2 separate regions of the Homo sapiens genome follow, and region 2 is linked to region 1. A link is a loop called in an ENCODE intact Hi-C map of the cell type or tissue named here. Cell type or tissue: ascending aorta. All regions are shown on one strand. Links, peaks and the distances in the headings refer to the core of each region. The heading gives the core; the rest is flanking DNA. Region 1 overlaps FOXP1 (forkhead box P1). Region 2 overlaps FOXP1 (forkhead box P1).

Region 1 (16,004 bases), core at 3,462-11,461:
ACACAGCAGTGGCAAGCATGTTCCTACAGAACAAAGAGAAAGCCACCAGGCTTGGAACTGGCACAGTGTCACTTCCACTGCATTCTACTGCCCAAAGCAAGTGAAAAGCGCAGCTGCCCAGAGTAAATGTGAGAAGGCACTTAGACTCTACCTCTTGAAGAAAGGAATGGAAAAGAATGTGTGGCCACTTTTAATCCACCTGATTCCCTGCATGTCAAGCAAGAGAATTTAAGCTCAATTTCCTAAGAAACAGGGAGCAAGACAATGATGCCATCAGAGTTGTGCTTTACAGAGAATAACCAAATTTTGATGAGTGGGATGAACAAAAACAGTGGATACAGAGATCTGTTAAGTGGTTATAATTTTAGCATCACTTAACAACACATTCAGATGTCCTTAGAGGGAATGGGGAAGTCACAAGAACCACTACATAGATAAAAATCAACAGTGATGAGCACCTATAACTGAAGGCACTGGAGAGAAACTGAGCCAACATTCCACATCACAGCAACTAAAAGAAGGATGCATTATTCACCCAAAAGGGAAAAGCTCCCTTAGTATAGATAAGTTTCAGTTCTGGACCAATTGAGGAAAAATCCCTACCCGCAGTTTATGTGCAGAGTCAAAAAGAATAATGATAGCCACAGGCCAATCGAAGTAGACACCAAGCATACAGCCAGATGTACCTTAAGTGCTTTTTAACCTGGTTTCAATCATCACTTACAATTTTTTAAAATTCTGCTGAACAGGTAGCTCCTCTGAATTAGAAAGTTAAACAGCATTTACCATTAGCAAGCCATTATTTGGAGAGCTGAAACCATATACTAAATTACAGGGTATAAGAGATGCTTAGCTAACTGAAACCTGGCCAAAATACTAGGACAAATGCAACTAAATACTAGCCCAGAATTCTGATTAACCACTGCTTCCCACAGCCTTTGTTCATACATCTCTACTGATATAAGCATTGTCCATATGATCCTTTTAGAAGTTTTATTCTGACTGAAGGGGGAGCCAGTACCATTAAGACATCCAATGTTAAGATGGTTAAGACTTTTTGAATAACTGCCCATTCCAATCCAATATCTATTGGGTTCCTACTATTTGTCAAGCACCAAGGATATAGCAGAGAACGTCATAAACAAGGTCCCCACCTTATTGGAACTTACATTCAGTGGCAAAAGTCAAACTGATAGAGACAGGAGGCACAGAAACTTAGACAGGGGCAGGTGTCTGGTGAAGCCCCACCCATTGTTACTTGCCAACATGTGGAAAAAGAACCCAAAAAGCTTCCTTTGGAACATAGTACCCCTTTATCCACATATGTTAATTAATCAAAGCCCACAGATTAATGAGGTAGGAGACCTTGTCTACTGATAGTCTAGCTACTGGGTACTTGAGTTGAAGGCTGATCTCTTCATTTTTATTTTTTACATTTGATAAAATCTTCCCGGTAGCATTTATTATTCCAGTTACGGCTGTCATCATTTTTCCAAGTACCATCATATGTCTTTCCCCATTAGAAGATGTATCAATGCAACAGAAAGAAACTGAAAAAAGCAAGCTGGTGTTCCATCTAAAATGTGTTTTCTGTAATTATATGCACAAACAAATACAAACTAGAAAGAAAACGGACTTTGAGTTAGAGAACTTTGACGGTAACTAGGATTGGTTTCAACCAAAACGATGCACGTGAATAACAGTTAAATTAGTGGATCTGCTTCCCAAATCTTTTTTTCCAGGCACATCCAGGGTATGTCTTTAACAGTCCTGATACTTCAATGAAAAATTGAGGTGCCAATGATTTATAGGTGAAATTAATGTTAAATACTTCAAAGGAGTGGACAAATAAGTCAGCAGCAAAAATTTTATGAGTTCACTTCCTTCAAGGGAACTTAGAGAGCGGGATTTTATTGCTGTGAATTCTGGTCACCCTTTCTACCCCTCAGCATCTGTTTGAAATATGTAGTAGACAATTGCTTTTTTGGCTGTGACTCAGGTGGTGGAAACACAGGACAAACAGACTACTGTATATAAGCTTTCCTCCAGCACTGAAAAATTTTATTAACTCTCTTGCATAGCAAACGTGGCGGCTGCTCAGTGCCCAATCTCTGCAGCATTATCAAGGAATTTGGCTAATTATGAATCGTGCTGGCCAAGCAAGAGGTGACCATGTTGAAACTTGTCAACTCGATATTTTCTCACATTTCAGAACAAGCAGGGAAACAACAACAACAACAAAACCTTATATTCTGTTTAGTTCATCATTCCTATGTGTAAAATTCCAAGTTAAATATTACATGTGAGCTTGCTACATAAATATGTCAGTCTTGCCACCGAGGCCAGCCAAAACAAACAGTTTCAAGCAGTCCCACAGTTTAGAGCGGTAGAGTTTTCATAGAAGCCATGCACTTGCCCCCTTTTAATCAGTTTTTTAAATTTTTCTCCCATGACAATAGAAAAGTTAGAAAGTAGTCCACAGAGAGTGTGGAGAAAGGGCTTGCTCTCCTTCACAATGGCGACTGTGAGAAGATCAAGGGCTGAATGTCTGCCTGGCAGAACATGAGTCTGTCTGTAAAATTCTGCACAGACGAAAGCTCAATCCCATGCCATCAGTCCAATCCCCAAATAAAGAAACAGAGTTGGTTCCAAAGTAATGAGTAGCCTATATAATCAGATGGTTTCTCTTCCATGTTAGGGCTAGAAATAAACATGGATGCTACCTACAACTTAGACTGCTGTACTTATTTATTTATTTTTATTTTTTATTTTTTTTTGAAACAGAGTCTTGCTCAGTCGCCCAGGCTGGAGTGCAGTGGCGCAATCTCGGCTCACTGCAAGCTCCGCCTCCCGGGTTCATGCCATTCTCCTGCCTCAGCCTCCGGAGTAGCTGGGACTACAGGCGCCCGCCACCACGCCCGGAGAATTTTTTGTATTTTTAGTGGAGACAGGTTTTCACCATGTTAGCCAGGATGGTCTCGATCTCCTGACCTCGTGATCTGCCCGCCTCGGCCTCGCAAAGTGCTGGGATTATAGGCGTGAGGCACAGCGCCCGGTCCCGACTGCTCTATTTAAAGTAATGAAAGCACAGTTGGCTCCAAAGGAGAAAACACATTGCTAGAAACAGTGAATGGAATTTGAACAGAAACTTCCCAATATTAATTCCCAGAGACTAATACATTTTTATAGAAAGTCTATTCACAAAAGGGGAAAGATTATTTTCACCAAAATCTTGTAGCTAATCTCTTCACGTGTACACATTTTTTAGAGACCTGTTTTATGTTTTCTTATAATAAATCTATTGACCATTTTTTCAATGAATAAAGCTTACTTTCTCCCTTCATTCGGAAACTAAGAAATGTTTTATCATACAACCAACAGCAAACTTTCTTTGAACTTCAAATCCAATGTCCCCCCTCTTCCTACATTCCAGCGCATTATACTTGAAATTATTTGCCTCCAAAGTTATAAAGAAAAAAGAGAGTAGTTAAGATGACCAGAGTTACAACTGTTATTTTCTTCCTTAAACCAATTTACATAGCCCTTAAACAAATTTACATAGCCTTTTTCCTAGCTATCCCAAAATGTAGATTCTTCAAGGAATATTTCAGGCATTTAAACGGAAAGTGAACTCCCATGAATTTTGGCAAAAATAATGGAAACAAGGACTGAAACAAAAATATCCAATAAAACACTTTCTCTTTCCTGAAAGGGATGGAAAGGAAATAAAACACACCCTGAAAAGAAGATGATTTTATAAAACGTTACTAGGAATAGCTTTTACCAAATTGAAAGCTATTTTTTTGTAAAAAAAAAAAAAAAAAAAATCAAAACCTGTTTCCCAGAATGACTTCTCTAAAATCATCAGCAGCTCACGAATGTTTTTGTGTTTAATGAACGTTTACCTCATTTAAGCTTTCTTTATATTCAAAAAATTAAGGAGACCAATTCTGCCAAAAGGCATTTTTAATCATTTCGAATAAAAAACAAGTCAGTCACAAAGGACTAACCAGACATTTCAAAAGTGGTAATAATTTTTTCTTAGGTGTGAGAGCTGGTTTCGCTATATAAAAATTTCTATTGAAATGTTTGTTTTAACTAATGTATACCTTCCTTCCATGGGAGAAATTTCTTCGAAGACAGAAGTTTCTTGTCTTAATGGCTGGTTCTAAACCCCACCTTGCCTTGCCTTAAATTTGCCATGTGGTCCATGGAGGCAAACTAGGAGGGGGACAGGTGTCGATTTAAGCCAAACAAAACAAAAAAAGAAAAAATATGGCCAGAATGGTCTAGACATCACCCACCCAGAGGCATCCGAGACAACCAGAATGCCACATGGCATGCCACGAACCACTTGGAGGTCTGTGCAAAATTCATAGGTGAGGCAGGCAACAGGCTCCATCAGCCACCAGTCCAGGTTGTAGAATGAGAAGCAACGTGATCATCAAGTAACTGTGTTGCTGGTGGTAACAGAAGCACCACGTTTGAGCAACTGAACTCAATCTTTCACTTTGTATGAAGACAGAAGGCTAAACATTCTCACTGGATTGCTTGACATTAAGAAAACAAGTTCCCCAAAAGAATGACTCCAGGTTAAAACATTAGCCAAATTCTGGTGACCAATAATATCTTGGGAAGTAACAATCACTCTGAGAAACACTTAAGAAGACAGCCCAATACTTAGCGCCTCCTTGGCCCACTTGCCATTTTCTGTGTAGTATGTGCAGGGAGTCTTCCAGGAAAATGGGGGCACAGACACAGGAAGAAAAGGCAGCCCTTGCCTTCAAGGAGCTTACAGTCTTATGAGAGGAAAAGACAAGTACATGAGAGGAACACAAGCAAGTGGGGGGTGACAAGAGCCGCTAGCGTGACCATCACAGAGCCATGAATCATTAATGACACCTGGAAACCTGTTACGGCCCCCATCTTCCAAAGATTCACGCAGTTCCATTCTTTAAACTTTTCTTGAACTTTCTGTGTAATTAAACACCAAATTTGGCAACCCATGCTAATTTTGAAAGGCACTCCCTGGGAATTTAGTAAAAAGTTTAAACAACTTGTTTACATGTGTTTGGCCCATCTGTTTAAACTTCTTGTTTATTTTAATAGGAGCAACTCTTGGGTGCAAGCTCCTTTTGTGCTTGAGACCACTACTGGCCTCTTCTCCAGCTCTGTTTCCCTAATCTGCATTCTAAATCTCTTCTGTAAACAAAACTTGAATAACAACTTTTTATGATAAATGCTGAACACCTCCAAGATGACTGCTGCAAAATAAACTACTTTTACAACCAGAAAGCATTCTAAACACACAGAAAATACTTTTTTAATGCTGTCCTTTTCTTAAAAAAACAAAAAGCAAAAACAAAAACACACACAAAGAATTTTATTTTCTCTGTGTGTGTGTCTACATATATATGTTCTTGACGATCCTTCTGAATTGTGTGCATTCCCATCATGCTCCAGTGTTTTTCCAGCCCCGTAATGCCCTCACTTTTGATTGTGGAGATGATGTTGAAGTGCACAGGGTATTTACTGATCCGGTTATCTTGTTCTGTGACAGGCAGAATCAATCAATCAAGAGGCCAGCTTTGCACTTACATATTCCAGGCACATCTCCGCACTTCAGGATACGAGATCACAGTGTTATCCAGCCAAATTTGATCAACAAATGCAGTTCCCCTGTGCCACAGCAATCTCAGATGAAGATGTTATTATGTGGAACTGAGCAAAGTGATAAAGACAGTACAGCAGAGCCTGGAGAAGCCCGGCTGGACCGCACTGACAGCTTTTATATACGAAGGCGGTGATGTCCCTTTCTTTCAGATTATAAAAGTTCCCTTGATTTGAAGAAAATCACTCTGGACATATACAGGTGACCCCCAACCATTGCGTTTCCCCATCTATAACTAAAATCCTCAAGGAAGAAGCAACATACATTAGTATAACATTGCAGGCAAAATCCTTTAATAACAGGGCAGTATTTAAAGCGTAAGAGAGCACGTGTGAATTTTCAGAGAGCTTTTCTGATAGTTTCTTGTTGATGTTGTTATTATTATTGATTATTATTATTTGGTGAAAGCTAATGTCGGAAAGATGAAAAACATGGTTTTAGAACTTAATCAGTTACAAATAATTTTATTTATATCAAATCTCTGACACTGTGTGTCAGTGTCAATATTTTAAGTGGATCCCAAGAAAGTCTTAAGAGGATGTCTTACTGCACCAATAGCTTTCACTTCATTACTGCCCTGCAGTTATTTTACATTATTTAATCCCAAATCCCATCTTTTGGATTCTACCTTCCTCTTGCATTTTAAATCTTTAATGGGAGCCTCTGGCGGTCCATGGGTACAATGATTAGATACCTGCAGAGAGAAACTGAAAAATTAATCGTGGTTTCCATTTTATATTTTTGTATTACACTAAAAATTACTTACTTGTAGAGCTAACTTCTACACTCCTGCAATATGTTCCTTAACATTGCAAATGCTGAGAATGATTTCAGATAAAGCATGTCCAAACTGAGCCAGTAAACAGCCTTAAGTTATTCTTTGAGATTTGTATGCTGGGTTTTCATCCAAATTTCATTTCAAATAATTTTAATTAAGACGCATTTATTGATAGAGGTTTGTTACATGTGGCCTAAAACCAGGGCAAGAGTACCCCAGGCTAATCATAGGAATGACGTTAAAATTGTTTATTATCCTTTTATGAATTTTCCTGCTTAAATTACCGAATTTCGCAACTCTATGCAAAATGTGAAACACTGTAACCACATACAGTTTATTATAGAAACTGATGTATGCATTAATCTGACCTTTACCTAAATACCTCCTTAACCACAAGGAATGAGTTTAAAAGAAAAAAAAAACAAAACAAAGTCAGCTATCACATCATGAGTACCATCAAACTGCTAAATCTATTAACTTTGTTTTCTTTTTTCACTATTATTAAACTGGAAAGAAAAATTCAACTGGAAAATTGTGCCTTGTCGGTTCCCTTGTCATCATGTAATAAGTATGAGAAATATATGTGCAATGGCCAAATGGCCGGTAGACAAAACACCCACTCTAAGTGACGTACTGTTTTCCATACCACTCAGACAAAATCAAAACAACAGAACTGCTGCAAACAAAAACAAAATAACATTTCCCATCAGCATTCCAGACAGAAAATTTACAGGAAAAGAAGCTGGGAAAAGAACCAGAATGAAATAACTGCTCATACCTCCACTCTTGGTAGAGCCATTTCTTCAGACAAACAGCACTTACTTGAACAGTGAAATGTTTAACAATTGATAAAATGTTTGCCAGTGCTGGAAAACTTTTTTCCCCCGTTTTTAGGCAAACATTTGCACTGTTTAAAGTGATGAAGTACTTCTATAGAACCAAGGGGCCTAGATTTTTCTTTTTTTAAACAGGGGAAACTTAAGATAAGGAAAGAGACAGGTTATAGATGGGTACAGAGGTAACTTTGCGATTTAATTACTTCTCCTTTCACAGAGAAATAGAGAAGAGTTTCTCAGTGCTGCTGAGCCCGCATGGGAGGAGAGCGTAAAACTCACTTGAAAAAGTGAAGATGAGCTCTTTTTACAGCTGAGTCACATTTATGTAACTTGATTAAGGTGCCAGCATCCTGGAAGTTACTGGATCAGGGTTAAGCATAGATACCTGCTCATAAACTGAGGTGGTGCCGTGACTATCAACAGCTGTATTTGACTATTTCATCGAGTCAGTTTACAGTGTCTCCATCACAGTGGACGCCTGTCAGCTGCACTCTTGCTAACACAATTCCTGTGTTTTGCCTGGCAGTAAATGGACGCCTCTGCCCTAGCGTCTTCTAAACAACTCCGTTAACATTTGCCCCCGAGCGTCTCTCTCTTTGTCCAGTCCCTGTCTTCTAACAGATGTCATCCAAGCCTAATCAAGCATAAAATGGTCATAAATATTTCTTTCTGGTAGATTTCACATTCACATTTCATGCAGGGACATGATATTTTTCTGCTACCTCCAGGGAGAGCCTAATGCAAAAACCAGTTACTTACATTCTAGCCTCATGTTCCTTTAGTAAAATGCAGAGCATGTTCTCAGTTCAAAGACATAAAAAGGTGTAAGACTTTATCTTCTGGCTTTTGTTTAACTGCACCTTTTATCTTTCCTTCCTCCCCCACCGCCCCCCGCAAATGTATCTTCATCTTATAGTTTATCCTGATGCATTAGAAATGTTCTTTTGTGCCTGAGAAAATATAAAACAGGGTCTAAAATGAGCCCATGTCTACCATATTTCAGTTACTTTAGGTTTTCAACATTAGGCTCCTTAATTACTGGCTAAAAAATTACTGGCAAAAAAAAAAAAAAAAGATTTTTTGCTCAGATATGTAATTCAAATAACAAGCTATTTAAAGAGTAGATAAGAAGAAGGCTCTTCTATTTTGGTTCATTTTACGCACAATTTTGCAACCTCCATCATATTTAGTTAAAACGATGGGATGAATCGAATGTACAAATTTAAGTTTCATGCCAATTAGCATTGAAAAAAGAAAAGATAATCACGAGATAGGCCCCATTTCCAATACTTAAACTTTGATCAAGCAGGGGGAGCTACTCCAGATAATTAATCAGCCTGCTTAATGAGAGGAGAACTGGTAATCAGCACAATCGTATTTATCTTCAGCAAACTTAGTAAATAATGAGTCTTAATCTAAAATAAAACTGTCCTAATAATACTTTCAAGGCCATATGTCTGTGTTTCTCTTTCCTATCCCTTTTGTCAAAACAAAAATCTTATATTGCTATTTAAAGTGAACTGCAAAACACTTAGCGGTATATATCACAACAATGACGCTCCCCCCACGCCCTCACTCCGTTGAGCCTAATATTTGATTACTGCTAGTCAAATCAAGCTTTCAGGCAAATAATCTCCATTTTTAAAGTTAATGAGATATGGTCATGTCGACAACAGCTTGCAGAAACTTTTAATTTTAATTCCTGCAGGCTGTGCTGGCCTCTTTTACAGCAACTACTGTATGAATGAGTCAAATTTGCCAACATGGCTTATGTAGACAAGTGCACACTAATTAAAAATACCCACTGGTATCATAATTTAAATACCATGAAAATAAACTGTGAAAGTCGCTCGGATCCAGTCTTCATGGTTTCCTTGGAGTGTGCTTCTTTTGACTATAGGATGTTTTATTGCTCGCGTATTCTTAGCTGAAAACCATTTTGCATCTTTGAGGAATTTGGGATTTTGATGTAATTATACAATTTGTGTTAATATTTGTTTCGCATAAGCTGTTAAGCAGGCCTCCCAGAACGACCACTAATTGAGAAAACCATATTGCTGAGGCATGCGGCAAATTTATACTCTTGATTCAGCGTCCATCTACAACTTCCTTCCATGGGGCCGTCTCTTTCCTCTCTGAGCTCCAGCCACAATGAATTCAAAATAAAAACACAGTTGTTTTAGTCCGTCTTTCTTTTCTTCTTTTTGTTTGAGTTTTCACTCTTTATAATATCTGTACTTTAACTGGTCTTCTTCCAAACCAGGAAGGCGGGCATGATTCTTCACCTAAAACTAACTGCAAAATGCTGCTATAACTTCTTTTCAGCCATCCATCCATCCAGCCTTCCATCCATTCATACAAATACACACTCACTTTTTTTTTTTTTTAATTTAAATAATTTTTTGGCTAGGGAATTTCTGAGTCTGCCTTTGCTGGGATAAAAGTACATTTTATACAGGGTAAAAAGTTGGCATCGTGAGGGTTAAAGCTATTTGAGGGGTTAAATATGCAATTACCGCTCACTAAAACCAGAGAGACATATAGATAAATAGAAGAAATGAAGTCCCCAGGTTCCCTTCAGAAGCCTCCATCACATTACTACCAGACAGAAACTCTTTAAGTACCATTTTCAGATGTTAAATCATTGTTCGCGCTGCACATATTTTCGCTATTCCTGGGGGAACAATATCTGAAGAGAGCGTGCTAACAAATGCAATCCCGTAAACAGGCATTTTTCCTCTTGTTGTTAGTACCTTTGTATTCCCGCTCCCGGCTCTGTCATCCATGGCTTCTCTCTGCTTTGAAGTTAAAGTACTGAATGAGCAGTGTCATCTATTATCCAGAGTGTGCATGTAGATTATAAATAAGAAATAAAAGTGACTTTCAGTACACTGCTTTTGCATTAGCAAGTTGCCTCCTCTCTTACCTCCTCTGTCCTTCATACTTGCAACCAACAATCTATTAGCAACCTGAATTTCAGGGTTTCTTTCAGAGGGAGACACAGACTGGAAAATGTGTATGTAACAACGTGAAAAGTTGTATTGACACACAGGGCTGGGGTCTGGGCCAGGCCTCTGCATTCACCTTTTCTATCTTTAACCCTATCTTACAGATGTCCTTCAGGACGTGTGTCTGGTGATGGGACCGGCTCTTCATTTACATTTTTCTGTTGACAAACAGAGTCCATGAATATTAATTATTCTGAAGTTTATTTGCAGAAAAGGCACTTTCTAATCCTTATCAATTATTTATTAAAAATCTCCCCCACCTAATAATCTCATTAACATTATTATACTAAGGCCAACAGCAAATATTCCTTTGATAAGTAACAACCCAACCTGCTATCCTTCCTGCCAAATCTCATGTAGCCTCCTTTGCTTAATCATGGATATCGTGGCTTTTGTTTTCTGGAAGCTCGAGGGTAGTCCTCCATTACTTTTTTTTTAATACAAGAAAATTCACAAACAGTGCCTTTTGTTATAAAATGAAAAGTTTCTGATACATTACACTAAAGGAAAAGAACAAAAATCTTGGAAAAATAGAATATGCCTGCTTTTTAATGCCCTGTTGGTTATGTGCAGAATTACTCAACAGAAATCCCAAGGAACTAAATCCCTGCAGTCCTACAACAACATGAAGGGTCTCGAGGGAATCCATCGGGTTTCAAAATATGTGAGAGTCTCAAAGAATGTAAAGCAAATGAAAATCGCATCCAATAATGGTGACACCTACATTTATGTAGTGTTTCATTGCTTACCAGGCATTTTGACCTATAACACTTCACTTGCTTCCTCTAATACTCCTCTGAGGTGTGCAGGGCAGTTATTATTAACCTTATTTTACAGATGAAAAAACTGAGGCTAAGCAACTGCCTAAGGTCACCAGGACAGAAGGCAGGAGGGCAGGGACTCCGAATCCTAGGTTTTCTCACCAAGAGTTTTGCATCCCACCTTGTTGATTGGTCCTGTGTTCAAAATGAGGATTTCCTTCTATCTTCCTTCCCTCTTCCTTCTGGATTCACTGTTGGTATTTTTACTTGTTGCTGGGAAATTTCGTTAGCTGCCTGGAATTCCATTTTTAAAGGGCTGCCCTGCCCACTGATTTGTGAGGTACCACCTTCCCCCAAAATTACTGAAGCGCCAATTGTCTCAAACTGAGTCTGATTTCTAGTTTACTCAGAAACTTAAGATAGGAGAAGCAACATACAGTTTCAGAGGCAAAAGTAAACTTAGAAATGAAGTCGTATCCAGAGGCTCAAAGAGTGAGTGACTTGCTTCAAATCACAGGGTAAGTTACAGCAGCAACACTCAGGCTGGCTGAAACCTCTATCAACATTCTCAGATTTTTCGCAAGAGCCCATGCATTTTGCAAACTTGAGAGATTGCTTTTTTTTCCCTATTGGTCCAGAGGTCACCTTTTTTCCCCCTCTACTGAAAGTTTCTCATCTATTGCCTAAGAAAATGAGTCAGTATCCCTAAAGATTTCTGAAAAATCATCATAGTTGGATAGGAATAATCAGCCAGTAAGATATTTCATGAGACTGTCTCAACCCCAGTCTCCATTCTCTTCTCCTCACCATCACTACCCAATCAGCCTGACTCTATTCACAAAATTTCTAGAATGGGAACTGCCTCAATTTAGAAAAAAAAGAAAAAATTCACACACACACACACACACACACACACACACACACACACTTTTTGCCTTAGTTCTTGCCCTGCATAAAAAGTCCTGCAAGCATAGGATAGCATGATCTTCTGATGCAACATATTAGCTGTCATACATTAGTAAAACCATACATTAGACATGGAGAAGCAGAAGGCCTAGGCCAAAGTTAAGATGCTACACATTCCAGTTAGAAATTCAGTGAAAGGCAACTTTAAAGTGAGGGTGGGGGTGTGGGTGACAATAGGCCAGTTCATGAAGACTATGAATATCTAGTAAGGAATTACCGAGGTTATCTCCTGCATGGCTGATAACAATTAGATGTGGAGATGAGGGCTGAAGTCATCTCACCAGGGATTGCTGGCATATTCTGGGAAGTCTAAGCCTCTTTCCAACAGCATTCAAGAAAACATGGGCTTGAAGTCATCAGGAAAACCACAATGAAGGAAGCTTTAAGGAATGGGAGTTGGGAAACCAACCATGGTGGGAAGGATGAAATGGGGAAGTTTTTGTTGTAATTGTTGTTGAAGAAGAAAGTGACAAAATAAAGTTACCAATCTTACAGTATCATGTGATTAGCAGGGGAACTTTACCACCCTCTACACAGAAAAAATACCCATCTATGCATGGTCTAGGAAGGGTTTTGCAAACTACTGCCCTAGTCCTCTGTTTTTGTAAGTAAAGTTTTACTAGAACACAGACAGATCCATTATTTATGTAAGATCTATAGCTGCTTTCATATGGAGTATTTGTGACAGAAAGAACAGCCTCCAAAGCCAAAAACAATTTTTTTACTACTTAAAAGAAAATTTAGAGTTTACAGATCCTTATTGTAGAAAGATTACTGTGGAGGGGGGAAAAACCCACTTCCCAATAACTGATAGTGAGAATTTAAGAGTAAGCTGGGTGCAGCGGCATGCACCTGTAGTCCCAGCTACTGGGGAGGGTGAGGCAGGAGATTTGCTTGAGCCCAGCTGCCTCTAAATAGCCACTGCACTCCAGCCTGGGCAACACGGCAAGATCCTGTCTCAAAAACAAACAAACAAACAAAGGAAACCAGGAAAACACAGACATACATGTACATAGTAATACACACATACCCTATGTATGAATTGTTGTTGTTAATAGTGTCAGTACCATAGAAATAAAATTCCTGATTTCATCCATCTTCACAGATCATGGAAGGGTCCACATCATACCCCACAAGACTGTTTCTGAATACATCAGGGGTATCCATGCAAAAGTTAATCAAAGGACAAAGCCTTTATTCTGTCTGAGCTTAGTTTCTTCATCCATAAAATGTGAGTCTGGATCATCTAAGGAATTTTAGAAATGCTATGACTCTACAGATAAGGAATAAGGAGCAAAGCGAATACACAATGTATGCACATGCATACACACACACACACACACACACACACACACACACACACACACCCCAATATACCCCAGGGTAGGAAGAGAAGGGTAGAAGAATCAAGGACACAGCAGATTGCAGGTATGACCAAGTTGGAGTACATAAATGTTTTTTTTTTTTTTTGAGATGGAGTCTCGCTCTTGTTGCCCAGACTGGAGAGCAGCGCCATGATCTCAGCTCACTGCAACCTCCGCCCCCGGGTTCAAGCCATTCTCCTGCCTCAGCCTCCCCAGTAGCTGGGATTACAAGCGCCTGCCACCACGCCTCGCTAATTTTTTGTGTTTTCAGTAGAGACGAGGTTTCACTATATTGGCCAGGCTGGTCTCGAACTCCTGACCTCGTGATCCATCCGCCTTGGCCTCCCAAAGTGCTGGGATTACAGGCTTGAGCCACCGCACCCGGCCTATTTTGGACTTTCAAAGTAGCTTGAGGGGCAAATATGTAAGCCACCCAGAAACATGCATGTACTTCATTTCTCATTCTGGGAATCAAAAGAGCTTGACTTACTTCTTTGGCCCATCAAGTGTGTCTCTTTTTTGCACTGACAACACGTATGTGGCCACGATGACACCTTCAAGGAATGGAGGCTCCCTGCCTCTCCAATAGCAGCCCCAAAACTGGGAGATTTTCAATTGATGACTTTTCTTCAAATAAGATTGCTTTTCAGCCTTTTCCACTGTTCTTTTCAAAAGCAGACCCATCAGCTTGTTTTTCAAAGGTGAGAGAGAGATAAAGACAGACTAAAAATGATCCTCTGTAGCCTAGTTAGTTGGGCTTTTGTGCTGATCCAGAATGGTGACCAACTAAGATGTTAGTGATTTCATGGTAAAGCAAGGACTCACGGACTCCGGGTAATCAGCTGACTTCATAAAATAAGCCAGGAAAGGTAAAGACTTTCCTAAACCGGAAACAAATATATGCTTTTGCTGCTAGGGAAATGTACATAGTTTGACTTGTAGGTTATGAATCTTTAAAACTCCTACCCTAAGTCCCATCATACCTCGTTTGTGAGTACTATCTTTTATTTATCGTGCTAAGCAATTGTTCTTTGTTGACTGGAGCAGTGTTCTATGTGAGCAAAGCAGGTGAGACACAGACACAGGAACACAAAATACCACTCAGGGAGCAAAGGACATTTTCTCAACAGAGCTAATCACTCTTGAAGCAAAATAATCCACTCTCCCCAGTTATTAAAATAACGAAAGTAACTGTGGCAACTTCAAAAGGACTAACTCATTAATCAGTGAAGCTGGGTGAATAATTTCCTCAAGAAACACAAGGTACCAGAAATATTTTATCCAAATACATTTTTGTTGGTCAGAATAGGGTTCAAGCCTGTTACATAATCCTAAGAAAACACAGAAGGTATTTCCCTCATCCTGTCAGTGTGTGACAGCTGTTTGGGGCACCTGGAGAAAGTCTACAGTTTAAGTCTTCGGGTTCCATGTTCCCAAACACAAGGGCAATAAAGGGGACCATGTCAAACTCAAAATAGCTGCTTTTCAGTTGTCTATAAAATACCAGTTGCAACCACCACTACTTACTTGCAATTTATTATGTGCAGCCTTATTAATAAACCCAGATTTCCGCGTTCTTAGAAGCAATACTTCCATCCCCCTGACCAGTCAAAGGAGACAGCAATCAGAAAAGTTTTCTGTGCTGGAGGTATGGTTCAGATCCTTCAGGACCCTAATGCCTTAGCTTTATTGCCTATAGCATGCTGCAAACGTCACCACCAGAGGCACTGCCGAATTTCTGCTATTTCTGGATAAAACAAAGGCCTGCTGGCTGGGCCTGGTGGCATGTGCCTGTAGCTTCACCTACTTGAGAGGCTCGGGTGGGAGGATTGCTTGAGCCCAGGAGTTCAAGGCTGCAGTGAGCTATGATTGGACTACTGTACTACTCCAGCCAGGGCAACAGAGCAAGAGGCTATCTCAAAAAAAAAAAAAAAAAAAAAAAAAAAAGAGCCGGGGGGCGGGTGCGGTGGCTCACGCCTATAATCCCAGCACTTTGGGAGGCTGATGTGGGCAGACAGCTTGAGGTCAGGAGTTCAAGACCAGCCTGGCCAACATCGTGAAACCCCATCTCTACTAAAAATACAAAAAATTAGCCGGGTGTGGTGGTGGGCGCCTGTAGTCCCAGCTACTAAGGAGTTTGAGGCAAGAGGATCAATGGAACCTGGGAGGCGGAGGTTGCAGTGAGCCGAGATCGTGCCACTGCACTCCAGCCTGGGCAACAGAGCAAGGCTTGTCTCAAAAACAAAAACAAATGAAAAAAAGGAAGAAAGAAAACAAAGGCCTTCCAATCAAAGTGTTTTAGAAACAGATGGAATCAGGCTAACTTCGGTCTGACGGTGCCAGGCTTGGGTGTTCACTGGAAGGACACACTGCAACAGGTGTGAAGCAGGACTCTCTCCCGTTGAAATGAAATGAAACCAACCTAAGTTACAAGGCGCAGTTGCTTAAGAGTAAAATTAGGTACATCTGCTACAAATAAGGGCTCCATCTGAAAATAGGAGAGGGTGGAAATGGAAAAGCTGCTGTCTATGGGAATACTTAGTATTTGCTTTCTGAACTCAGCAAGAAAAGTTGGGTTGAAGTGGAATGATTCTGAATGACAAAACATTTCAGGAAACTC
Region 2 (13,144 bases), core at 276-8,275, 61 kb before region 1:
TGAATGTTGATAAACATCTCTGACCCAATAGAAATAATAAGTGTAGGGAAAACAGATATTGCCTTGTGATTTTAGAAGTGTATTTCTCTAAGCACCAAACTTTTCGAGCTCATCCTATATGCACAACCTCTGTCTCACCGTGTTGTGTGGTCAGCTGGCTTTCCTGACCGGGCAGGGTGCCAGGGGAGTGCGACTACCTCCATTGTCACTTCTGGTCCATGGTATTGCACCAAATGCTGTTATTCTAGGCTCCAGGAAATTTTCTAACCACTGGACAGGGTCCAATGCTGTGTGCTAATGAGTTTCAGATTGGAGGACCTCACTGTGCATGTGTCAGAAAAGTGCCACGGTTTATAGCAAGGTGGGGGGAGGGAAGAAAAGACACACCAAAAGAAAAAACAGTAGTTAAAAAATGCTGGCTACTCAAATTGACAGGGAACGTGACCTCTGCACTTCAGCAGAAATTCTTGCAGACTTACAAAATAAAGGAGTTTGCTTTTATCGCACACTGTGAGACTCATATGGAAAAATGGAAAACACTACATCACTTGACCTCAGCGTGCCCCCTTTCAACCACAGACGAATATTGTGTACAAAAATTCTAAATCAACTTAAGATGTTCCCCCCCCAAAAAAAGAGAGAGGCTTTAATTTTCTACATTAGACTTGATGATCACTATTTTGGTTCTGAGATTTTGCTCAGAAGATTCACACAGGAAAAAGACTCAAAATTCCAGGAAGAGTATTTTACCACTTTGGGGATAATGATGTAGTGGTCTCTATTGGCGGGGCGCATCATCGTCTATACTCCCATTGCACTGGAGAATACTGAGCAAGCCTGACTCGCCCAGGCCTGAAAGTCACTCAAGACTAAAATCATGATTATTTGCTTACATTAACAGAACACTAAAACCAATTTTAAACAACTTAAGGAAACTCGAGCCATCTTTGCTGGGTGATTCACTGCCATGGGAAACCAAGAAGCTCTTTTCTCCCTTCAAGGCAACCAATAGGCTTGATAGCAAGACCTCATTGTGGGATCACAGCCTATCCAAGAAGAAGCCGCCCTTCTGCTGCTGTTGCTGCTGCTTTTATTTTTTTCGTTAAGAAGAATCACTTCTTAGGAGTGTCTAACAGAACTTTTGAGTAATGAGATTACATTTCAGTTTTTTTTCTTTTGCCACACTTAGTCCTGGGGACTTTAAAAATCCAATTCTTTCACATCCTCTAACTGTCATCAACATTTTTTCAGATGGTGTCAATAAAATTGATTGCTTGCAGTTCTGAATTCTGTTCTGCATATGGAAACAATATAATTTATTTTAAAGAATTTTCAATAGGGATGGAAGGAGAAATGGAACCTCAGGAAACCCATCCACAACATTTGGGGAGGGGTGGGAGGGAGCAAATCCAAAGCAAAGTAAACATCCTGAACATTACCGGACGCTGGAAACTTTGACAAAACGTCCTGATATATAAACCCTAAACCTGACTGTTGTGCTGACTGATACATCTTTCTGTCAGATATGAATGATGTTTCTGGAGCATTAATATGTTCATTAAATTCTAACTCCCTATACTTAAAATATTCTCTACTTTGGCTCAGAGGCATCTTGACAGCTTTGTTGTAATCATATATGTGAGGCCCCCAGTCTACACAGTTGTAGAGATGCCTCATACCTACAACCAATCTGTTGCTTTTACAAGTTCAATCTAGTTATTAAGCAGCTGATTGTGGAACCACGTTGCTTCGACATCTTCAACTCAGCTGTATATCACAGAAACCACTATGGGTGGTGACAGAGTCCCATGATGCCTAGCAACTGTACATGCCCCTAACTCCTTAATCCGTGATACTACAAAATATGGCTTGCGTTTTCTTTTTTTTTCCCCCTCTTTCCCTGAAGCACAAGTGGACGACCAGCAAGGGTCCGACAGTGTTATTCCTAATTACCTTTTTTTTCACTCTTGATCCTGTGGCTCTCATAATTAGTTACCTGGGGCTGCAATCCAATTTGAAGTGATGACAAGAAAGTGATCCATGAAAAAGTAATAAGTTAAATCCAATTTCAGCCTTCCTCTAATTAAATGCACATGGAACTAATGACTCCAACCCTAGCATTTTAGTGATAATGGTAATTAGCGAGGTGGGAGTCACTCTCTTTTTCAACACTGGAGGTGTAAACCACAAGGTAAAATGGCAGGAGCACTCTTAATTACATGTGTCATTTTGTCAGCAATTTACACATTTTTGACCAGTCAAGTATGTTTTTCCCCTGTCCCTCTCCACCTCCTAGCCCCAACAATGATTATAATAAACTAGTCCATGTTCCAAACGCATGGACGCTCATAAGAGCACTTCAGACTTGAAAATAAGAAATAACTTTGCTTTGCTGTTGTTGATCACCTTTCTGTCCCCACCACACACACAGACACACACAGAGACACACACGCACAGGCACACACACAGACAAATAAAGATATACTTAGGGTAATTATGCAGATCTGAGTCCTCTTAATTGAAATCCAGATATTTATAGTGGAACTGATTTTTGTTGGTTTCAGCTGTCTTTTTTTTGCTTATAATATGGAAAATAGCGTAATTTACTTATTTATGGAAAATATGACACTCAGTAGGTGCTGAGTAAACACACATAAAAAGAGAGGCAATAATTAACCTCTTGACGGCACACTGGTTATCTGTGGTTCTAAAAAACCTGGCTTCCCATCCTGGTGCTGTTACTACCTTTGTGCTGTGTAGCAAGTCAGTTAATCTCTCTGTTTCCATCTTCCTCATCCATTAAATGATTTAAGGACACTGCCTATACTACAGAGTAGCTAAGGAGCTGGCCCACGTTCAGCACTGACTAAACATTCATTATCTATCACACTTTGCATGTGGTGGCAAAGACATGATTACATATAAAATATTAGCATCACATTTGCATTGTAATTCTTAGATACATTTAAACTAGTGATCATATAATTAAAGTCCAAACTGAGTTCCTTATTTTTTGTTTCTTTTTGAGACAGAGTCTCGCTGTCGCCCAGGCTGGAGTGCAGTGGCGTGATCTCGGCTCACTGCAACCTCCGCCTTCCAGGTTCAAGCGATTCTCCTGCCTCAGCCTCCCGAGTAGCTGGGACTACAGGTGCGTGCCACCACGCCCAGCTAATTTTTGCAAGATGGGGTTTCACCTTGTTGGCCAGGCTGGTCTTGAACACCTGACCTTGTGATCCGCTCGCCTTGGCTTCTCAAAGTGCTGGGGTTATAGGCGTGAGCCATTGCACCCGGCCACTTTTTTTTTTTTTTAATCGAAATAGAGTCTTGCTATGTTACCCAGACTGGCCTCAAACTCCTGAGCTCAAGAGATCCTCTGGCCTCAGCCTTCTTAGTAGCTGAGATATGGTGCACACCACTGCAGTTGCACCTGGTTCAAATAGGGATTTTTTTTTTTTTTTTTTGAGCTAGGATCTTGCTCTGTTTCCCAGGCTGGAATGCGGTGGCACCATCATGGCTCATTGTAGCCTCTACCTCCTGGGCTCATTCAATCCTGCCACCTCAGCCATCAGAGTAGCTGGGACTACAGGCACCGGGCCCGGCTAATATTTTTGTATTATTCACAGAGATGGGGTTTTGCCATGTTGCCCAGGCTGGTCTCTAACTCCTGGACTTAAGTGATCTGCCTGCCTCAGCCTCTCAAAATGCTGGGATTACAGGTGTGAGCCACTGTACCTGGGGATACCTTCAAGAGTGGGAATTATGAATAAACAAAACCAATCAATAGCCATGGAGTGGGCTGTCCTGGGCAGACTGGGACACAGGGCCACCTATGCACAGCTGAAGTTGAAATAACAAAAACGAACGAACTCATTATATTACAACTTGCACCAAAATTTTGGAGGCAAGGACAAAACAGACTATCAAAGAAAAACAAAATCTTAAAGCAGGAGTATCAGCCTGGACCCCAAGGTGAACTTCTTGAAGTTCATGAAATCCCTAAAACTGGATGTGACATTCTGTGTTCATGTGCGTTTTTCTGGGAGGAGGGGTCACTGTTTCTATCATATTTGTAATGGTGCATGTAATCAGAAAGGCTTAAGAACTATTTCTAAAATATTTCTGTTTTATTATTTCTTATCGAGACTTATTTTTAGGGTTTTGGGATTCTCAAAAGTCATGTGATAACAGTAACATCTTAAAGATATCAAAATTTCAATGCTTTGTATCAATTTAAAATGCTAGGGGTGCCAATTCTAGACTATGTTAACTCTAGACATTAAAAAAAAAAGTTTGCTTCTCTCTCCTAAATTATCCTCCTTACTAATCAGTGCATAGGGCTATTTCTTAAGGGTCAGTACTTCAAAACCATTCCATTTCACTATCAACAACATAAAGTTGTAGTTTCCTTTACAGGTTTCCTCTTGCCAATTTCTTCTTTAGTGAATAACGTGGAAATGATATGAGCTACTAAGATTATATGCGGCATTAATGCAAAGCAAAATGCTGCCTAAAGCATGTTTTATATAACTGCAAATAAAAATGCTAAAAAAACACCTGCTGAATCTTGTATTTTAACCTCCTCCACTTAAAGCAAGAATCCACATGATCACCCTGAGCTTCCAAGTGGACTAAAGGGCCGGCCTTCTAAGTGGGTTTCACTTTCCCTGCAGTGAAATGGCCTTCTGAGTAAGGGGCTCACACATGACATCACCTTGGAAGGAAGGGCATGGGCAGGAAGGAAAACTATCAGATGACTGGCTTCAGGTTCAAATTCTTTATAGAGGGCCTGAAGCTGGTGAGCTTTCCACTGTAAGCAACACACAAAGTTTACTTTCTTTCCTAACTTTAATGCTGCCAGAATACACATGTACTCTTACTTTCTTAGGAGAAAATGTGTCATTTGATTTCCTTCCAGTTTATGTACTCGTGCCAACAACTAAAATGCTTAAAGAACCAAGATGAATTACTACCCAGAAACGGTGGTCAAAGTTCCAAAATTTGATCAATAAAATTGCTCATCGACTCACAAATTAATCTTCAGCCAGTAAAGTTACGCATTTTCGAGGTTATGAGTACACCTGCACTGTTAAGCATTTATTTCACTTGTTTAAGCAATCTTCAGAAGTATATAAATATTTATAGAAGAAAGCCTATGCTGGGCACAGTGGCTCATGCCTGTAATCCTAACACTTTGGGAGGTCGAGGCAGGTGGATCACCTGAGGTCAGGAATTCAAGACCAGCCTGGTCAACATGGTGAAACCAAGTCTCTACTAAAATTACAAAAATTATCTGGGCGTGGTGGTGCATGCCTGTAGTCCCAACTACTTGGGAGGCTAAGCAGGAGAATCGCTTGAACCTGGAAGACGGAGGTTGCAGTGAGCCGAGATCGCTCCACTGCACTCCAGCCTGGATGAAAGAGCAAGACTCCATCTCAAAAAAAAAGAGCCTACTATTTTTACTCATCTGTAATTTTCGTTTTGCAGCAAAATCTTGTTAATTTGTTTACAACTCATAAGCCTCCTGAAGGCAGGGTGTGTATCTTCAACAGTTCTGTATCCCATGAACACCAGCACCATGCCCAGCCTGCTTTGGAAATGTTCACCAACTTGCACTTAATTAATTCAGATCATTCTGATTCTGAATTTATGATGGGGCCAATTTTCAATTTTCATTTGTATCATTCATAAAAAAATTTGCGAAGCAAATGAACAGACTAAGTAAAAAGATAATTTTGGTTACTAAGTAGAATATTTCTCAAGAACTTCAGAAGCAATATCTATACCCGATTAATGCCTTCATTAATAAACCACATCACCCAAGAATGTGACCAGCTCAGATTTGGTTCAGTATGTGGATCTGCAAAGAGTGCCATTTCTCTCTTATTTACTCTCATCTCCCTGAAATTAGACCAAATTGGTGATGTTTGACTATATTTTATGATCTCTATCGAGTAACCACTTATAGCCTCCTCTAACTTTCCATTTTCTTTTGTTTGTATCATCAGCCTGTGAAACCAGAGAGCGCTGCCAAACATAAAGCAGGGAAGTGTGAGATATGCTTAAAATATGAGTCACAGTATATTTGGGGATTTGGGGGTTTTTTTTTTTCCCTCAAGCTATCAGCAGATCAAATCCTTCTTCCCTGTCAAGCCTTCCTCTATGCAGAAGATCTGAAATTTGCTAAAATCGGTCTCTCAGTGTAGTTATGAAGGGTGAGAAGATCAGAGATGAGCACTGTTAAGATTTGCTGTAGGATTTCCCTTTCATTTCAGAGCCACTCCGGCGGAGACGCCTCAGCAAGGATGCAGTATGGCAAGATATATTTAAATATGAAGGTTATTCCTTCTGTGAATCACCAGTCTATATGCATATTTTTATAATGAGGTAATATACCATGTGACCTAGGATAGTAATTTCTCCTCTGTTTGTGGAAGGCCAGCCAACCTAATAAAGCTTACTGAATGTGCATGACCCTATCAGGCAGCTGAGGGGTCCTTCAGCAATCGTCTGTGATACACACACACACACACCAGTCCACCAACCTTTTAGATTTATTTCCCCCGGCCAAATCTTAAAGCTGGTCTAAATTCTCTGCTTGTCAATTCCTCTACTTGGGGGGTAGGGGAAAAACTCAAGACATCTTCTTTACCAAAACCAGCGTTCAAGATTACCCCTTCTCCCCCTACTTTTTATACAGACTGAAGTGCTCAGCAGAATGTGTGAGGTTGGTTTTGACACTGTCCTTGCCAAGAAAAACGGAGCCCTCTATATCATCCACTTCTGCATGGTGGCTAAAAACCCTGTAACAGGCAAGAAGAAAAAGAGCCCTCAAAAGGAAATCCCCTGAAACTTTACTTCTTATATTTAGCCCTCAAGGAACTTCGTTCATCTTGGAAAAGAAGTTACCTAAAAATGCCATATGTTTTTAAAAAGCAAGTATGAGGGAAAATAATTCTACCATAAAAAAAATCACAAATGATATTCAATACTGAAGAGCAGTGTGATCAGACAGATTGTGTATGTGTGTGTTTTTTTATTATCTCTAACCAAAGCTCTACTATGTGTAAGATTTCCCCCCCAATAATATATTTTCATTTTCCCAATGCACTTGAGGCCTGATGAATTCAAGAGGACTCGGGGTATTTTTAAGGCTGTAAGAGCTCCAAGAGGGAGGCAAAAAGAATGGACCATCATTTGAATCACTGAGTGACAGGCTGGGCTAGCTCCCTGTATACATTAATAAATTAGAATTTTAATTGTGTCTCTGTCCACAGGAGATGCCCCAGTACTTTAATATGTACCAACAATTGGCTATGTTATGGAATCTGCAATGTGGCCTCCGCTGCTGACCTCTGAAACACAATTCCCAGTCTGACTACGGAAACTGTTCAGTTTGATCCTTTCAACTTATTTGAATCCTGACAAATAAGCTCACAGCTGAAAGGTCAACATAGTCGTATTTCATCCTCCAGAGCTGTTCTTAAGACATCTGCACAACAAAGCACTTCTTATAGCACCTGACATGGGCCCTCAATGGCACTGTACCTCATTAAAAATGTCCCCTGCATGCGCACGCATTCCAAGGCACATGGTCTGGTGATGGTTTACCAAATAAGTGTTTACAGAAGGGTTAGTAAACAAGGCAGATTGTCAACTTTTCCAATAAAGCGTCACTATAGTGCTGAACTCTCTCTGGAAAGTGACAGTTTCCCAAGTACATGTAGAAGAACTAGAACTTGTTGGTCAAGGTCAGTTTGATCTTTGGGGATAATCTGGGAACAGGCTGTGGTTCACCCTGACCTGTGAAAAGTAAACACAAGCTAGAATTTAGGTTGACCTCATTATCCAATTAATTGGCACCAAGTTATATACCTATCAGCTACCGCTTATAGATTCTGTCCCCTCCTGTGACAAGGATGCCCACCTTCAGCTATGAAAGTAGTCTGAACCACTTAGGACCCGGGTGCCAAGTGCCCTCTCTTAAACGTGAGCATGAAGACCCTGATTCAAGTCTCTTTGAAACTTCTATTACAATTTTCTACTTTGAGTCAAAAACCCAAATTAGATTTTTTTTGTTGTTTTTTGAGATGGAGTTTCACTCTTGTCGCCCAGGCTGGAGCACAGTGGTGCGAGCTTGGCTCACTGCAACCTCCACCTCCCGGGTTCAAGCGATTCTCCTGCCTCAGCCTCCCTAGTAGCTGGGATTACAGGCACCCGCCACCAAGCTTGGCTAACTTTTGTATTTTTTGGTAGAGATGGAGTTTCACCAGGTTGGCCAGCCTCGTCTCGAACTCCTGACCTCAAGTGATCCGCCTGCCTCAGCTTCCCAAAGTGCTGGGATTACAGGCGTGAGCCACCATGCCTGGCCCCAAATTAGATTTTTATAAACTTACTCATTCTTCTACTCCATTAAGCCCTTGCCTTCAATGTGCCTGAAATCAGAAGTTGCTAGAACAACCATTTTTGTATCTTTACATAAAAATTTCTTGCCATTTAAAAATTATTGACCTAGAAACATTCTGAACATATCCACTGAAGAATTGGGTATATATTATAATCATTACAAGCCATAATGTTAAAAGTACCACATCCTCCTCAGGCCGAGTCATAGTTCTTGATGCTATTGACATTCTGGGATGAATCACGGTGTGTCGTGTCCTGTGCATTGCAGGATGTTTGGCAACATCCCTGGCCTGTACTTACTGGATGCCAGCAACACCTCTGCCCTGCTAGTTGTGGCAACGAAAAACGTCTCTAGACATTGCCCATTGTCTCCTGGTGGTGGGTGGGGGGGTGGGGGGGTCGCCAAAATCTTCCCAATTGAGGATGACTACACTAAAGTAAGGTGTGTGTCTGTGTGTGTTTATGCCATTTCTAGACCCAACATAAGAGAATGTGGTGACAATTCTGAGTACTATGAACTTTTCTCATTGGTAACCTACACTGCCTATTAGCAACTCAACACTTACAACTCCTTATCCTTCTATTATATTCACTAATCAGCAGATCTTACTCCTGACAATAAAACTTTTGGTCAAATACACATTTTCCCCAAAATGTTACAACTTGCTGGTAAACCAAAAATGCACTTTCCACAGAAGATTTTCTTACATGATTTGCAATGCTCAACACAATCCACTCCTGAACTGCTTGTCACTTATCCCAAAGGGTATAATGTCAATTTAAAAAGAAAAAGAATTGTTACCTGAAGAGCTGGTTGTTTGTCATTCCTCTTGGGAGATTTTAATCCACTAACTTGCTGCTGCTGTTGCTGCTGAAGAAGGAGCTGTCTTGCCACCTGAAGTGCCTGGAAGGAAAAACAAGAAAATCCTTTGCGTTACTACACAGGTTCAGGGGACTCTTCATAAAAAAGGATTCCAGGAAGTGCGCTTTGGGACTGGGTCCTGACTTTCCTATTTCCTGGCAAATGAAACAGCAAATGAAACTTCCCACCAGTCTTAGTTGGAAAACTTTCCAGAATTTGTTTACGTTCCCTTTGACTCGGCCAGTTTCATCCACGGTTCCACAGGCATCTAAGCAGACATTTTATTCCTACTAAAGATCTGACATGAAATTTAAGACCATGAGTGATTGAGACTCTGAACAAAGATGACAGAGAGACCAGGAGGGACCCAAGCAAAGACGAAAACTTGGGAGACACTACAGGGCCCTTTTCAGGGTCACCTTCACCCTCCCCAAATTCTTCTTGGGGAAATGTAGCGACTCAAGTTGAAAGTAATACTTTCACCCCATCTGAGTCCAAATAAAGAAAAAGAACTAAGTGGTGGACCACAAAAAAAAATATACTATGGATTAGGCTACGTAGAAAGGAAGATTAAACAGATGAGACATACCTAGGATGACCTTGATAGAAATCAGAGAGGAAAATTTGGCAAATCTGATCTCTAGTCATCTTAAAGAGGCACATTATGTATCTGTGAACAAAACTGGTTACGTTTATTATAAATGACCCTTTCAAGCTTACAATATGGGATGGTTTCTCCTTAAAGGTAGACATTGGGGAGGTAGTATGAATTGGAGATAAAGCAGGAAGAAAACAGAAGAGTCCTCTAAAATGTTTAACATATGACTGACAAATCTTTTTAAAAGTTCAAGCAGGCTGGGCGTTGTGGCTCACGCCTGTAATCCCAGCACCTTGGGAGACCGAGGTCAGGAGTTCGAGAACAGCCTGGCCAACATGGTGAAACCCTGTCTCTACTAAAAATACAAAAATTAGCTGGGTGTGGTGGCAGATGCCTATAATCCCAGCTTCTTGGGAGGCTGAGGCAGGAGAATCGCTTGCACCTGGGAGGCAGAGGTTAGGGTAAGTCGAGATCGCACCACTGTGCTTCAGCCTGGGTAACAGAATAAGCTTCCATCTCAAAATAAAATAAAATAAAATAAAATAAAATAAAATAAAATAAAATAAAAGGTCAAGTAAAAAAAGAAAAAAACAATGTCATCAATAAACCGCCATGAAGACATTCACTGCCAAAGAATTAAGAACAGGAATACTGGCTAGCCACACACCTTTCCAAAGATGGCACTAGGACCAGCAACAGAAAACTGAAGTTTGAGGATATCATGCTAGAAAGTCATATGAAAAGTTGGGTTACTTGAGTCAATGCAGCTGAGAACCAAGAATGTACACATGGCAGAGATGTCAAGAATGCTCATTAAACGATGTGCTTAGAGTTTAGACACAAAATGAGACTTCTTATTATATCAATAATAATTTCTATATGGTAACCAAATTATTTGCGCATCAAAGAAGAGGCACACATAGATGTCATCAATACATCAAAAGGACCTGAAGCTATAGCCTTAGAAAGTTAGCATAATGGACTTATGACGGTAGTGTGTTCCTTAAAAAGGAACAGGTGCTTCATTTACATAAGAAAACAACATGGATATTTACAAGAAAAGTTACAGGGACAATAGTGGAATGGAAGAGAGGTAAGGGGGCCTGCGTGTCCCTGTGCCTGGAACTCAGAAGAAAGAGAGAACAGAGTGGTCTAGAGGATTAATGTTCATGAGCAGACACGTAAAAACGTGGAGTGTGCAAGAGCAGTGCTTCTCCTAAAAGGACACGCTCACTGAACTGTGCTCATAACTAGAGTTGTAACAAATAATACTTTTAAGACACTGCGTAAGGTTGAGTGGCGCCTTTGTGTTTAAGAGGTGCAAAGGAAAGCTAAGAAACACAAGCACCGATAGATGAGTGACAAAGAAAAGACCATGGGAAAGTGGAACCCTGCTATCCCACCTGCCTACTGCATCCACCCCCGTGTCCCAGGGAGGCCTTCTGCCTACTGAACTCACCACGACCAGCCCTTCAGATGTAATGCACAGGCTAGTTCATCTGTGAAGGGAGAGACAGATTCGACAAGGCCTGCCTGGAAGAGCCTCGAGAAAAGGGGCTGTCTGAGTGGGGCATCTGGAAGCCAAGACGCCTGGGAGAGTTGCCTGAGACTCTAGCCTGCTGTCTCAGGGAGGATTCACCATCACTGGACTCCGGGTTTCCTTGTCTCCTTGGAGACGCTCAGTACATGCGTAGGTGTAAAAGTGGGCAGAGTGAAGATTTCATTTATATCATATAAGAAAAATAGTCCCCTTTGCAAGGTGCCTGCAGGAGCAAAAGCCTCTTCTCCTACTATATATGTTCCCTTAGCTATTGCACATGAAGGTTTTATGGCTTTTTAATGTAGAAAGGGAACTGTTATATATTTTAAGTGCTATCATCAGAGTTCTCAGAGTAATAGACTGATCAGCAAAGAAGGGTTTGGTTGCTAGTTGGAAAGGCAGAGAGAGGGACTATAGATGACAGTGCAGAGAAAAATATGGTGGGGAAGAGGAGAAAGGTTACACACATTTAAGGCTAAAATAAAGCAAGCAAAGAAAAACAAAGTAATGAAGACTCTATATAACTTACCACATTCCACCAAATACTGGGAGAATGGGCACTCAATTATTATTATTATTATTATTTTATTTATTTATTTATTTATTTATTTATTTATTTTGGAGACGGAGTCTCGCTCTGTCACCCAGGCTGGAGTGCAGTGGTGCAATCTCAGCTCGCTGCAACCTCTGCCTCCCGGGTTCAAGCAATTCTCCTGCCTCAGCCTCCTGAGTAGCTGGGACTACAGACGTGTGCCACCACACCCAGCTAATTTTTGTATTTTTAGTAGAGACGGGGTTTCACCATGTTGGCCAGGCTGGTCTCTAACTCCTGACCTCAGGTGATCTACCTGCCTTGGCCTCCCAAAGTGCTGGGATTACAGGTGTGAGCCACTGCACCCAGTCTCAATTTTTAAATAGTCAAGTCTCAGAGCAGCTATAGTCAACTCCTCACTTCAGCAAAGTGTCTTTAAGAAAAACATTCACACATACACACAAAACTATTCTTTTTTTTTTTTTTTTTTGGACAAAGTCTTGCTGTGTTGCCCAGGCTGGAGTGCAGTAGTGCAACCTCGGTTCACTGCAACCTCTGCCTCCTAGGTTCAAGCAATTCTCCTGCCCAAGCCTCCCGAGTAGCTGGGACTACAGGCACCTGCCACCATGCCTTGCTAGCTTTTGTATTTTTAGTAGAGGCGGGGTTTTGCCACGTCGGCCGGGCTAGTCTTGAACTCCTGACCTCAGTGATCTGCCCGCCTCAGCTTCCCAAAGTGCTGGGATTATAGGCGTGAGCCACCGTGTCCGGCCATCACAAAACTATTCTTACATGAGCATGGTCTCATAAATGTACATAAGGAAAGGAAAGTATAGAACTTAAGTTTTCAACAAATGCTTACTGAGCTGGCTCTACAGAATGATCACACATTTCAAAATTAGCTACTGGGATCCTCAGATTTATTCTTCTGGTTTGAAGGGGGTAAAAAAGTCATGTATAAGTTTTTTTTTCAGACCCAACATAGGGTACATGAACTTAAATAATCATACTGTAAACCCCAGCCTCTTCATACCATCTCATACAGAGGCCCACTAAAGATGATAATCCAAGATACAAGCACGGGGGGAAAAGGTTTGCAAACTTGTATGAACCCAAGGGAAACTGCAGCCGACCTACTGAACAGAGAACACCACGAGATAAAGATGTGCAAACTGACTTCCAAATTTCAGCCCCCAAATGAATAAACACAGG

Evidence for each region. A loop is a pair of places that touch in the nucleus more often than their neighbours do. Peaks named below come from ENCODE experiments on the same cell type or tissue, not always from the same donor. Only the 100,000 strongest peaks of a DNase experiment are listed, where the experiment ranks them.
Region 2: a loop joins it to region 1, with 5 times the contacts of the local background. A loop is called at or near these places in 4 of 110 quality-filtered maps.

What each region holds. Positions count from the first base shown.
Region 1 is chr3:71,161,441-71,177,444 of GRCh38, forward strand. All of the region lies in intron 6 of FOXP1 (forkhead box P1), which reads right to left. Among named protein-coding and RNA genes, the nearest start is that of FOXP1-AS1, 120 kb to the right of the region's middle. RefSeq lists a silencer at 4,287-4,436. In ascending aorta, for the core only: no CTCF peak of the experiment used is centred there; no DNase peak of the experiment used is centred there; H3K4me3 peaks cover 2,981 bases; H3K27ac peaks cover 7,611 bases.
Region 2 is chr3:71,103,331-71,116,474 of GRCh38, forward strand. FOXP1 (forkhead box P1) reads right to left here. Exons shown (of 21, transcript NM_001349338.3): 7 at 9,206-9,307. Among named protein-coding and RNA genes, the nearest start is that of FOXP1-AS1, 180 kb to the right of the region's middle. RefSeq lists an enhancer at 1,075-2,572. In ascending aorta, for the core only: no CTCF peak of the experiment used is centred there; no DNase peak of the experiment used is centred there; H3K4me3 peaks cover 2,302 bases; H3K27ac peaks cover 7,680 bases.